Regions from separate parts of the Homo sapiens genome. Here region 2 is linked to region 1. A link is an interaction called in ENCODE POLR2A ChIA-PET data of the cell type or tissue named here. Cell type or tissue: PC-9. All regions are shown on one strand. Each heading gives the region's core, and the rest is flanking DNA. Links, peaks and the distances in the headings are about the cores only.

Region 1 (7,177 bases), core at 1,985-5,984:
GGGAGACCATGGGGAAAGACTTGGCATTAGGAACAGCAAGTGCAAAGGCCCAGTGGCAGGACCCAGCCTGAACGTTTGAGGAGCAGAAAGAAAGTCAGTGTGGCTGGAGCTGAGTGAGTTGGGGGAGAGTGGGAGGAGAAAAAGTCAGAGAGGGAGCAGGGACCAGAAACCTAGGGCCTCGAGAAACATGGGGATTATTTTTTTACAGGGATGTTAGACATTACTACTATCTTTTAACAATGGGCTGGAGGAACCCACACAGATGGAGAAAGGGTGCCTCAAAGGCCCACCACGAGCTCTTGGGATGGCGGTGCAGCTCCATGCAAGTGCAGCTGAGGGTACCTGTTGAGGAGTTTATTGTCCTAAGCAAGGGGATTTGAAGGAAGGAATGGGGGGCTGAGGCCAGCTGCTGCCCAGGCACCCGGGTTCAGCCCCTTGAAAGATCTCCTTGCTTCAGGGAGCCAGGCTGGGACTGGCTTAGCCCATCCATCTTAAAAAAAAAATATTTTTTGAGATAAGGTCTCTCTCTGTCGCCCAGGCTGGAGTGCAGTGGCACCATCATGGCTCACTGCAGCCTCCACCTCCCAGGCTCAAGTGATCCTCCCACCTCAGCCTCCCATGTACCTGGAACTACAGATGTGCACCACCACATCTGGCTAATTAAAAAAAAATTTTTGCAGAGAAAGGTCTTGCTGTGTTGCCCAGGCTGGTCTTGAACTCCTAGGCTCAAGTAATAAAAAAATTTTAAATCATCCAAATAACTCATGGAGATATTCTCCTTTTAATACATTAAAACATCATATGTGAGGCTCTGAAGTCCCCACCTGGGCCCCAGCACTCCCAGCTCCCCTTGTCCTACTTTCTCCCATAGTTTTTAGCACATCTTCCGTACTGATGTCTTCCTTGTTTGTTTCATGTCTGTCTCCCCAGGGAGAATGGCAGAGCCACAATAGGAAGGTATTGGCTTGTTTTCTTCCCTGCTGCCTCCCTAGCACCTGGCATGGTGTCTGGAACATGGCAGGTGCTTAATAAATATGTATGAAATGGATGAATGAATGAAGTCATAAAGAATGAGAACTCTCTATCCCCATTCCAGTCCTTCCTTGTGCCCCAGGAAGTAACTCATCTTACCTCTTTGGAATTTGCTCTTCTACATCTTATCCCCATGGTTCTCAACCAGGGCAGCTTTGCCTCTCAGGACACATTTAGCAATGTCTGATGACATTTTGGTTGTCACAACTGATGGGGGCGAGGGGTGCTACTGGAATCATGCCGGTGGGATGTTGCTAACCATTCTATAATGCATAGGACAGCCCCTTAGCAAAGAATTGTCCAGCCGTAAATGTCAGTAATGTCAAGGCTGTTGTTTAGATCCTGGAATGTTGTACTGCTGTTAATGGGGAGGTTTTTCTCTGCTGACCTAAAAAACCTCCAAGATTGGTTACTAAGAGAGAAAAACAGGCACAGAATGACGCACACAATATGATACCATTTATATTTTAAAACGCACCAAAAAAAAAAAGCCCTTTGTATTTTCCACAAGTCTATATAAACGTGTGTGGGTTGAGTTGGGTTTTTAGCTCTTGCCACAAAAGCAACTGGGAACTGAAGAGAGTTGGACGGGATGGTCTCCAGCATCTCTCCAGCCCGGATGTTCCCTGAATCCTTAAGTGGAGCAAACACTTGCTAAAGGAAGCGCCATCTCTAAGAAGGCAGGGAGACCAGGGCGAGACTTAGCAGCGGGAGGGAAGAGCAGGGATGGCAGGAGGTGTCCAGAGGCAGGGACACACACTGTGTGCTAAGGCCCCACCACTCCCAGGCATGGCTCCCAGACTGGCGGCTGCTGCGTTGCCTGGGAGTGCATTGGAGAAGTAGCATCCCAGGCTTCACCCCAGACCTACTGAGTCAGAATCTGCTTTCCCACAAGCCCTCCTGGTGAAGAATGGCTTTTGGCTTAAAAACACCCAGAGACACTTTTTTTTTTTTTTTTTTTGAGATGGAGTCTTGCTCTGTCGCCCGGGCTAGAGTGCGGATCTCGGCTCACTGCAAGCTCTGCCTCCTGGGTTCAGCCTTTCTCCTGCCTCAGCCTCCCGAGTAGCTGGGACTACAGGCGCCCGCCACCACGCCTGGCTAATCCTTTGTATTTTTAGTAGAGATGGGGTTTAATTTCACCGTGTTAGCCAGGATGGTCTCGATCTCCTGACCTCATGATTCGCCCACCTCAGCCTCCCAAAGTGCTGGGATTACAGGCGTGAGCCACCGCGCCCTGCCCAGAGACACATTTTTTATCTTACAAGAGAGAAGAGTGGATAAAACTGCATTTCTCTCTGTTTCCACATCTCTCTTAAACATCTTCTAACACTTTTTCTGCTTTAGTGGAGGAACAAAGAAGGAAAAGAAAATGTAAACACACAAGTGCGTGCGTGCACCCACACACACACACACACACACACGCAACATCAACGATGTCATGTACAATCCAAGTGATGGCTAACAGGCACGTATTTCTTTAATGAGCACCATTTCCGATGAAAAACATACTTCAGGCTCCGTGCAATTCTTCCACCAAGATTTGCAAGCTCTGGGGTCATCGTAACCTAGAGGTTAGACGTGATGCTTTGGACACATGAACAACAGTCTTGGCAGTAAAACCGTTTGACAGCATGATGCCCTTATGAGTTCCATCATCTGGAGCAGAACCCATCAGATGGAGCAGAGCCTGTCATTTTTGGTAGGGAGCGGAGCCTGCTGCAGCTTAACCTGGCAGGACCTTGACTTTGATTACTGAGCTCATTCAGGAGCTGCCTTCACCATAAATCCATCTTCTCTATCGGCACAAAGTCAGGCCTTTTATAGCAACCATCTGTATAAACAAAGTATTCTTGTGTCTAAAAAAATGACTTCTTCTCTGGATAAGATTTTTTTTTTTTGAAACAGAGTTTTGCTCTTGTTGCCCAGGCTGGAGTGCAGTGGTGCAATCTTGACTCACTGCAGCCTCTGCCTCCCAGGTTCAAGCGATTCTCCTGTCTCAGCCTCCTGAGTAGCCGGGACTACAGGTGTGCGCCACTACATCCGCCTAGTTTTGTATTTTTAGTAGAGAGAAGTTTTCACCATGTTGTCCAGGCTGGTCTCAAACTCCTGATCCGCCCTCCTCAGGCTCCCAAAGTGCTGGGATTACAGGCATGAGCCACTGCGCCCAGCCTTTTTTTTTTTTTAAACAGAGTCTCGCTCTGTCACCCAGGCTGGAGTACAGTGGCTCAATCTCGGCTCACTGCAGCCTCCACCTCCCGGGTTCAAGCAATTCTCCTGCCTCAGCCTCCTGAGTAGCTGGGATTACAGATACCCGCCACCACACCCGGCTAATTTTTATATTTTTAGTAGTGATGGGGTTTCACTATGTCGGCCAGGCTGGTCTCGAACACCTGACCTCTGGCAATCTGCCCGCCTTGGCCTCCCAAAGTGCTGGGATTATAGGTGTGAGCTACCACACCTGTCCTCTGGGTAAGATTTTTTGACTTAATTTTCCCTTCACCTCCAACTCCCTTGCTTAAAAATATCAAGACTGAGCCGGGCATGGTGGTTCATGCCTGTAATCCCAGCACTTTGGGAGACCGAGGTGGGCAGATCATTCGAGGTCAGGAGTTAAAGACCAGCCTGGCCAACATGATGAAATCTTGTCTCTACTAAAAATACAAAAATTAGCCAGGCATGGTGGTGGGTGGCTGTAATCCCAGCTACTGAGGAGACCGAGGCACAAGAATTGCTTGAACCCAGGAGGCGGAGGTTGCAGTGAGCTGAGATCGCGCCACTGCACTCCATCTTAGGCAACAGAGTGAGACTCTGTCTCAAAAAAGAAAAAAAAAAAAAGACTGGACCAAAAAAAAAATTGTAATTTTATTCCCCATGTCTCTTAAGAAAACAAAAACATATTTTGAATTCTACGCCTCCCTGAGTGAGATGGCTGTGGTGGCAGTGGAGCTCACTCTGGAAGGCTTTAGATGCCAGGATGAATGTTTATTCCTGGCCTCTGACTACTTTCTCCTGACCTCTGACCTCTGGCCTGTCCCCTTCCTCTTTCTCTGGATTCTGTCTCCCCAAATTTCTTGGACCCACCTCCAAAGCCCCACTCCCCATGCAGGAAGGAAAAGAGCATTCACAGGATAAATATTTAGCCCAAAGGTCTTGGAGAGTGTTTTTGGGAGGCTCCCGGCAGTGGGGCTCCAGGCATAGATGACCTCACCCAGCTTCTCCTAACAGTGCCACCTTGGTCCTTCTTGCCTGCCCTCCACGTCCCATCTCCCTCAGTCCCTCTGTCCAGGGCAAATGGTGGTAGCCTCTGGAGGGGGATTTGGCTCTCTCATAATCCCCATCATCGCTTCTACAACCACCCCCAACAAACGCTCACGCAGCCCATCTGCTTAGCAGGTGTTTCCAGCTGCCCCTTCGGAAAAGACCACTGTCCCCAAGACCCCCATATAGACCATCTGGGCCTGCCACTGCATAGATGTGGCCTCCTTCACGGCAAAGGTTAACATCCGGGGCTCCGAGTCAGACCTGAGTTCAAATCCGGCCACTTCTTAGCTGGGAGACTGTGGGCAAAGGGCTTTGGCTCTCTGAGCCTTCAATTCCCTCCTTGTAAAAGGAGAATAAAGCACTGGTTCTTAACTAGGGGTGATTTTGCCTCCCGGGAAACCTCTGGTAATGTCTGGAGACAGTTTTGGTTGTCATAACTGGAAGGTGGGAGTGTTAATGGCATCTAGTGGGTAGAGTCCAGGGGTGTTGTTAAATATTTGACAGTGCACAGCACAGCCCCTTAATTAAGGAATTATCCAGTACAAGTGTCACTAGTGTCGGGGTTAACAACCCCTGATGAAGTGCTACCCACACTGTCAGGTGGTTGTGAGGATGAAGATCAGGAAGCAGCTAACACGGGGCCTGGCCCACGCTAAGCACCCAGTCCGTGACTGCGAATATGGGTTTTATGATCAACCTCTTTTGGTTTTTTTGCTCATCCTCTTCTCTCCTGCCCTAGACCAACTCCAGAGAGCTTCTTTCGCAATCGAGCATACAAGATCGGCACCACCTGGCACGGTGCAAAGGAGCCACCCCACCCGTCACCATGTCCACACCCTAGCCACAGACCTCTCCCCGGAGTCCCACTGCTGCCTCCTCACTGGCTTCCCTGCCTCCTTGCCTGCCCTCCTCCATTGCTTTCTCCCCACTGCTGCCCAAGGGAATCTCTAAAAACCAGTGTTTTTGAGCACTAGGAGGGCTCTGGATCTATGTAGAGCACTTTACCTACATTATCTTATTGAATCCTTAGAACAAACCTTTGAGGCAAATGCTAAGATTGTTTCATTACGGAGGAGAGAAAACAGGCTCAGAGAGGTGTCGTAAGTGACCTAAAATCACAGAGCAAGTAAGTGGCAGAGCTGGGATTTGAAACCAGGTTTGTCTGAGATTAGACCTTATAAGTGGGATGTTAGCTGCATCTCCTACTCACTAAAACAGTGGGTGTGCTTCAGAATCCCCTCAGAGGGGGCCTGCTACAATGGGGAGCCACATCTAGGGTGGACCCCAGGAACCCACATTTTGACAACCTCCCCCAGCTCCTGTCGTAGGCGATTCTGATGCTGGTGGTCTATAAGCACTTGGAAAAAGCCTCTCAGATCCTGCTGCTCTTCTTCCTAAAACCATCGATGGTTCCCTTTTATTCTCTGAATTGAGTCCAAAGTCCTGGACACGTGGCCTTTTCTCCCATTCACTCTAGTGTTTGAGCTTGCATCTGGTCTTTCACCCCTGAGCATTTGCTCAGGCACGCTCCCTGCCTGTGACACGCTGCCAGCCTTCCTTCTCCCTGGGCCTGGTGGGTTCCCACAGGTGCTGGGCTGGGAGTTAGGACTTGCGGGTTTTAGCTTCATGGGATAGCAGTCTCCCAGCGTAACCCTGGACGACACATCCTTCACTCCCTTTGGGCCTTAGTTTCTCCACTGGAGCCACAGAGATTTGACTGGATGCTGGCTGTGTAAACAGAGACGGCAAAGGCAGGCTCTTGCTGCCAAGCCAGGCATCTGGGCCTCCCCATCTGTTTGCAGGTCAGCAGCCTGTGTTCCTGGCAGGTGCTAAACACTCACTCATGCTGCTGAGAAGATCCAGGGAGGTCTGGCTCCAGCACCGTGACTGCAGTTGCTTGGGCCAAATCAATGTTTCCACATCTTATCTCTAACTGGCTCAGTCACAATATTTAGACACTTGGCCTCAAGTTGAGAAATTTGGTGACTCAGGGAGATAGCAGCTGTGGCCGGCTCCTGACCCCTGAACCCTCTACCCCTGATGGGGACACACCCTCCCAGAAAGAGGAATGGACTTTCCCTACAAGAAGCTCTTCGTGAAGGGAGAAGGAAACTGAGGACCAGAGAGGAGAAACAACTTGCTTGAAGCCACACAGCTACATAGTGGCATGTGTGCATTTAATATTTACTGAGCACCTACTATGTGCAAGTCTCCATGGTGGGTGCTATGAAGACAGGCGCGAGCAAACAGGACAGAGAAGGGATTTGTTCTTGTGCGAATTTCAGTCACAGTCAAATCTTATTATTATTATTTTTTTAGAGACAGAGTCTCTCTCTGCCCCCCAGGCTGGAATGCAGTGGTGCAAACTCAGCTCACTGCAGCCTCAACCTCCAGGGTTCAAGAGATTCTTGTGCCTCAGCCCCCTCAAGTAGCTGGGACTACAGGCACATGCCACCACGCCTGGCTAGGTTTTTTGTTTTTGTTTTTGTTTTTGTAGAGACTGGGTTTTGTCATGTTGCCCAGGCTGGTCTCAAATTCCTGGGCTCAAGCGATCTTCCCGCCTCTGCCTCCCAAAGTGCTAGAATTACAGGTGTGAGCCACCGCGCCCGACCGACCCTTGATATTATTGAAGGTTAACATTTACAAAGCTTTTATCATGTGCTGGTCACCATTCTAAGTACTTATTAAATCTTCATAATTACCCAGTGAGGTGGCTGCTGTCATTTTACAGATAAGGAAACTGAGGCACAGTGAGGTTGACACTCACTTGGAGCCACATGCTAGTACAGTGGGCTGAATGGTGGACCTCTAAGAAATCAGGTTCTCCTAATCCCAGGAGCCTGTGAATGTTACCTTATATGGTAAAGTCTTTGCAAATATGATC
Region 2 (7,177 bases), core at 1,826-5,825, 240 kb before region 1:
TCCCAAGACCTAGCTATTCAGGCTACAATTATTTCTGCAACATCAGTGAAGAAATGAACCTTGTAGATGGAGAGCTCTGGCTGACTCCCAACACCATTCCACCCCACTCCCAGTTGAGGTCGCCAGGTGGTCAGAGTTCATCCTGCAACTTTTGGTGCCAGAAAGAAGAGGAGGTTCTCTCTCCCACTGCAGTTACTGCTTTAAGGGCTTACCACACCAAGAGCCTGTCTGAGAACGGATCAGAGTACCACAGGGAGAGAGCCTGCCTGACAGCGAAGCCGGGGAAAAGGGATTCACTGCTGAGGCATGGAGAAGAACTGGGTCCAGGAGACCTGATTCAGCTAAGTCTCAAGCTAATACTACCTGTAGTTTTGCCAGTTACATGAGTCAAGAGGTGAGCGCCCCTACCCCCACCAATTTTTTTTGTTTGTTTGTTTTGAGACAGAGTCTTGCTCTGTCACCCAGGCTGGAGTGCCCTGGCGTTGACTGGAGCTCAATGCAACTTCCGCCTCCTGGACTCAAGTGGTTCTATTGCTTCAGCCTCCAGAGTAGCTGGGATTACAAGCACCTGCCACCATGCCCAGCTAATTTTTCTATTTTTAGTAGAGACAGGGGTTTCACCATGTTGGCCAGGCTGGTCTTGAACTCCTGGCCTGAGGCGATCCACCCACCTCAGCCTCCCAAAGTGCTAGAATTACAGGCATAAGCCACCGCGCCTGGCCAATTTATTTTCTTTTGAATTGGGTTTTGTCCCTTGAATGGAAAGAGTTCTATGTTAGTTAAGATGCTTTTAGTTGCAAGTAAAAGAACCTAGACTAAAAATGGCTTAAACAATAGATGTTGGTTTTGGTTTTTTTTCTTTATTCCAAGTCAACAACAGCTAATAGATGTTTATTATCTCATATAAAAGGTAGCACTAAGATAGGAAGTTTCAGGGCTATCAACTCAACAAAGCAACAATGCTATCAATAATCTGGGATTCCCATCTGTCCCCTCGGCAATCCTTAGCATTCTGGCTTTTGTCTTTGAGCCACAGTAGTTGCAAGATGGCTACCAGTCCACTAGGCATCACACTCTCATTCAGCAGCATCAAAGAAATGAAGGGGAAATGTCTCATTACTATCTGAGAGGAAAACATTTTCCAGGACCCACTACCTCATCACGCTTCCCCTTGGTGTCACTGGCCAGAACTGGGTTTCACACTGCCTTGCCGCCCCTACCCCTCTGAACTAATCATTGGCAGAGAAGAGTGAAATTAACATGATGGCAAAGACCAATCTTGACTTGGAGGGGCCCATCTTCCTTGAGCACACTGTGGCAAGATACCTGATCAAATTTGGGGTTCTATTTTCAAGGAAGAAGGGGGAAATGACTCTTTGGTAAGCCACCAACAATGTCTGCTCTAAGTCCTAATAGAAGCACTGGTGTTCAGCAAGCTGCAGTTACCCAGACATTCAAGAAACATGAGGAGCTTGAAATTCCAAATGAAATTATAAGAATTATCATTTTAATTTTCATGTGTATAATATCTAAATACACACCAACTATAATTTTGATAACAAATTTATGTAAGAAGCTATAAAACTGACCACACAACTGTAAATTCCTTGGAGTAGTTCTTAGAGCCTTTACCGAATGTCCCAGAATTATGGGTATTAGTCACATAGGTTCTTTTCAATATGCCTAATAGCAGAAAGGAATGTTAATGAGCAAGGCTCCTATTCTTAGAGCTCTATGACTATCTTACTAGCTAAGGTTGTTAGAATCTACCAAGATATATTGCTAAAAAACATGCTAAAAACAGAACAAGAACTTTTTGAGTAAAACTGGTTTTGAAACCTGTACTCGAGGTCAACACTATCCAGTGGTGCCCATTCCTTAAAATACGGCATCACCTGGAGGTCATAAGGCATAAATGAGATAGATGACAATGTGAAGCCTCACAAGCCAGGATCTGGCACTTAGTACTGAAGTCCAGGGAAAATACAGGAGAGTCTGAACCAAGGTAGTAGGACTGCTGGGGTGATGGGAGGAGGGGGAGGCTAGTGAACAGAGTCTAAACAATCATTTCCAAAGCTAATCTAAACAATAACTATCTTGTGAAAGAATTACTACTCCACTAAAGATCTACCAGGCAATGAAAGTTAATTTCTAAACATCAGCAGTGATCAGGAAAAATTAAATACCATCAGTAGGCAAGTAGAAACTAGTAAAAGTGACTGCAATATAATAAACTGATAAAAAGCTTTGGCTGACCTTAGTAAGACTTTATTTACTGTGCCTTACATGTCTCCACCCACATTTTAGCCTTGAACTTACACTTACGGAAATTCCCCACTTCTTCCTTCACTAACCACTTCAATGAACTTGTGTGTGCATTCACACCTGTTATTACACGGGTTCATTCACTGCAACTAGATCTCAACAGTTAATTGGCACAGGAAACAAAACAGAAATGTAAGTGGGGTAGAGCACAATGCTCTCTGAAGACTTTAGACCTGACTCTGGCATTAAGTGAGCCATTTCTTCCTCCTAAACTGTAAAGTCAGAGTCCCTTCTGTCTATAAAATTGAGTGATTCTATGAAGTGTCATTACTTACCTTAGTTGAGTTGGATGTCAGCCTAGCCTAGCAGTAGAGGTCAATGTTCCCCAAGGGTAGTTCTACCAGAAGCAAAAGGCTAAGAAAGGGCCTTTGAGCTGTACAGAGCTGTATGGCCTTTGGGCTTCTACATGACCTTTAGGAGGTCACTACCCTTCTTGAGCCCCAGTGTCCTCATCTGTAAAATGGGATCATAGCACCCTTAGGGCAGGTTGCAGTGAGGATCAAATGAGATCAGGGATGTGATGCATCTCTTGTGGTTCCTGGCACTAAAGAGGCACTCAAAAAATGGTAGTTATTGTTACTGCTTTTATTATGGAATCACCAATACACACTTACCTAAAGAAACAACAGCAACACTCTCTGGCAAGAAATGTAATCTGTATCGGATCAGTAAATGCACCAATATGATGCAGATAGCTGTGGAAAAAAAAATAATACAATGTTTTAAAAAAAACACTCAATTCTGAATGATAAACACCAAGTTCAAGTCAGTGGTTATTTCTGGGGGGGTCCTCACAGAAATGGACAATTGGAATAACACAGTGAACTTCAGCGGTGTTTTTCGTGTCTCATTTCTTAAACTGGAGGTACATTTACAATGTTTATTATATTTTCTCTATACTTCTTTGTCTGCCTGAACTAGTTTGTTTCCCAGTAGTTATTGGAAGAGGAACAGAAATCTAACTTTTTTGAGACAGGGTCTCACTGTGTCATCCAGGCTAGAGTGCAGTGGTATGATCTAGGGTCACTGCAGTCTCAACTTCCCAGGCTCAGGTGATTCTCCCATCTCAGCCTCCCAAGTAGCTGGGACTAGAGACACATGACACCACACCCAACTAATTTTTTTGTATTTTTAGTAGAGATGGGGTTTCGCCACATTGCACAGGCTGGTCTCCAACTCTTGGGCTCAAGCAATCCACTCACCTTGGCCTCCCAAAGTGCTGGGATTACAGGCGTGAGCCACGGTGATCAGCCAGAAACCTATTTTTTTATATAAGCTGTTAAACCTTATAAAATTATTTAAAATTATTCAAATTTTTCTGATTCTGAGAAATGGTCTTCAACTTTTTGGAAGTGATTATCAACTGGAACACTATATGGTGAAGAGGAAGTCAATGAAATCAATCACTTTTACATAAATGTAACTGCAACAGATTGCATTGACACAAATTATTTTGCCATCATGTGACTGGCTCTTAACATAGAGGGAAGTAAGGGTTTTACAAACAGGAAAAAGTAAATGGTTTGGTGACAAGAACATCAGAGATCTGAATATGGAACACTCCTGCTCCCCAGCTGGGTGCAGCTGTGTCCTGCCATTCCCATCGGCTGAGGACTTCCCATGAGCCATGAACTAGGCTGAACACCCCAAATACTCTCTCATTTAATCCTCCAACTTCCCTCGGAATTAGCTGTCATTACCACTATCTTCTCTGATTACAAATCAGAAAACTGAGGCTTCTAGACATCACAGCCCCTGTCACACCACTGGTAGGTGCTGCAGTATTGAGTCAGATTCCAAATCTGTGCTCTTAACCACAGCATACCCCACCACCTCCCACTTGGCTGGATGCCTTCATTCCTCAATCTCCAAAACAGAATAATGTCTAACTTTCCTCACAGAGGTGTTGTTATGAAAGAAAATAAGAAGATGTAAAATAAAACGATTTGAAAGGGATATTTCTGCCCCCACCAACCCCCCGGCAAAAAAAATGGGTACTTCACAAAAATTATTCCTGAATGTAATTTCCTAATCCAAATGTTAGCGTGCATGTCTTTCTTTTACTGGGCACCTAGATGGTATACCAGCTCATCAACCACAGTATTAACAGGACTAACATTAATTTTGTTATTTTTTTCAAGGAAATGTTTAAACAATCCACATGCCTGTTAACTGGTCACCCTCAGAGGCTGCACTGACAAATTAGGTTTCTTTAATCCCACCAAAAAACACCAGGTGGCCAGAGTGTTGTAAATGTAGACATTTTGTCCTCTTTTCATTCTGTGCTTTAAACTATCAATCTGTGGTGTTATTTTTATATAAATATTTAACCTAGTTAGAAATCCTACATTAAATACTAATGGCAAGAAAAAAGTTCCAGTGCATAAACATAACATGTGACTAATGAACATGCCCAATGTCTAGACAAAACAAAAAACGGCAAATAAGCACATAAGTGGACAGAAAATAGACCAAGAGAGTTGAACCAGTTTCTGCTCTTCCTTTGTACCAAGCTAGATTTTTAAAAATTTAAGTTATTCTCATAAATAGATCAAACAACTCTTTGCGGCTTTAAGAGCAAAAGGGGAAACTATTAACAGAAAGAGTTAATATAAGGCTCATCAATGCCAGGTAACAGCCTTCAGCCATTAAAAAGAATAAAGTCAGAAAAGACAATCCATAGAAGGGGAGAAAATATTTGCAAATCATATATCTGATAAAGGTGTACTATCCACAATATATAAAGAACTCTTAAACTCAACAGCCAAGAGACAAACACCACAGCTTTTAAACGGGCATAGGACATGAATAGACAAAAGATGTTCAACATCAATAGTCACAAGGGAAACTAAAATCAAAATACAATGATTCACTGGAAGGACATGTAAGATTTTTTAAAAAATACAGTGAGGGCCTGGTGCGGTGGCTCACACCTGGAATCCCAGCACTTTGGGAGGCTGAGGCAAGCAGATCACCTGAGGTCGGAGTTCAAGACCAGCCTGGCCAACATGGTGAAACGCCGTCTCTACTAAAAATACAAAAATTAGCAGGGTGTGGTGGTGCGCACCTGAATCCCAGCTATATGGGAGGCTGAGACAGGAGAATCACTTGAACCCAGGAGGTAGAGGTTGCAGTGAGCCAAGATCATGCCACTGCACTCTAGCCTGGGAGACAGAGCAAGATTCCATCTCAAAAAAAACAAAACAAAACAAAAATACAATTTCATATCCACTAGGATAGCTATAATTTTTTTTTTCCCCGAGACAGAGTCTCACTCTGTCACCCAGGCTGGAGTGCAGTGGTGCAATCTCAGCTCACTGAAACCTCCACCTCCCAGGTTCAAATGATTCTAGTGCCTCAGCCTCCCGAATAGCTGGGATTATAGGTGTATGCCACCACGCCCACACCCAGCTAATTTTTTTGTATTTTTAGGAGAGACAGGGTTTCGCCATATTGCCAGGCTGGTCTCGAACTCCTGGCCTCAAGTGATCTTCCCGCCTCAGCCTCCCAAAGTGCTGAGATTGCAGGTATGAGCCACCACGCCCAGTCTATCATTTTTTTAAAACCAGAAAACAAGTGTTCGCAAGAACATGGAGAAACCGGAACCCTTGTAAAATGGTGCAGCCCCTGTGGAAAACATTTGTCAGTTTCTGAGAAAGTTAAACATACAGTAACCGTTTGACTCGGCAATTCCACTTGCAGGTATATATCCAAAAGAAATAAAAACATTTATCCACACAAAAGCCTATACACAAATGTTCACAGCAGCAGTATTCACAACAGCCAAAAGGTAGAAACAATCCAAATGTTCACTGATGAATGAATAAACATCATGTGGCATATCCATACAGTGGAATATTACTCAGCCATAAAAAGGAATGCAATTCTAACATATGCTATAACATGAATCTTGAGAACATTATGCTAAGTAATAGAAACCAGACACAAAAGGCCACGTATTATATGGTTTCATTTATATGAAATATTCTAAATAGGCAAATTCCTAGAGACAGAAAGCAGAATAGTGGTTGCCAAGGACTAGAAAAGGGAGGGATGGGGAATGACTGCTTTTAATGGTTTTCTTTTGGGGTGATGAAAATGTTCTGAAACTAGATAGTAGTGATAGCTGCACAACATTGTGAATGTACTAGATGCTGCTGAACTGTACATTTTAAAGTGGTTAAAATTGTAAATGTATGTTATGTATTTACTACAAAAAAAAAAGAATGAGGTAGACAGAAAAAACACCAATACAATGATCTCCAAGACATTCTGTGAGATGAAAAGGCAAGTTATGGGACCCCATTTATGTCAAAACAAATTTGCAACTCCAAACATGTATTATTTGTGTTTCTGCATGTACTTACGAATATACATCTGTATATGCAAAAACAAGCACGTTTTCAAGTACACTTGGAAAAAAACCGAGCAAGAAAGGGCAAACACTTCTGTGTGGTATGGAGGGTGTGCTTTCAATTTTTCATGCCTGGAGTAATGACTATGGAAAATATATAAAACACATATCAATCATAATAACTCCATTAAGTTTCAAGGCCCATAAAATGTATGTGTCAAATAATGTTAATTGTTAATCTAGTGTAAGTAAATAACAATGATTCCCCATTTTTTCTTGTGGAGTCAAAGATCAACAACGGTTAAATGCAAGTCAACTGATTTCAAGCTTCTAAAAATCAAAAGTAACTACAGAGTTTTGTCATCCCTTCTCAACAAAGAGGAACACACTGTAATCCTGTCATGTGCTTACAGGACACAAAAGTTACCATTTCATTTGAATTAACTAAAAGAGTAACAAAAAGTGGCAAATGAATTCCAGGTCAGGAGTTCTGAGGTC

Evidence for each region. Peaks named below come from ENCODE experiments on the same cell type or tissue, not always from the same donor. Only the 100,000 strongest peaks of a DNase experiment are listed, where the experiment ranks them.
Region 2: POLR2A ChIA-PET joins it to region 1 with 16 read pairs; 5 of 35 experiments call an interaction of 5 or more read pairs at or near these places.

The regions. Positions count from the first base shown.
Region 1 is chr20:49,582,818-49,589,994 of GRCh38, reverse strand. No RefSeq gene overlaps it. Among named protein-coding and RNA genes, the nearest start is that of PTGIS, 18 kb to the right of the region's middle. In PC-9, for the core only: a CTCF peak has its summit at 5,967; DNase peaks (open chromatin) are centred at 4,194 and 5,074; H3K4me3 peaks cover 892 bases; H3K27ac peaks cover 3,636 bases.
Region 2 is chr20:49,818,904-49,826,080 of GRCh38, reverse strand. It overlaps SLC9A8 (solute carrier family 9 member A8), which reads right to left. Exons shown (of 16, transcript NM_015266.3): 3 at 2,940-3,020. Among named protein-coding and RNA genes, the nearest start is that of SLC9A8, 9.7 kb to the right of the region's middle. In PC-9, for the core only: no CTCF peak of the experiment used is centred there; a DNase peak (open chromatin) is centred at 4,140; H3K27ac peaks cover 2,528 bases.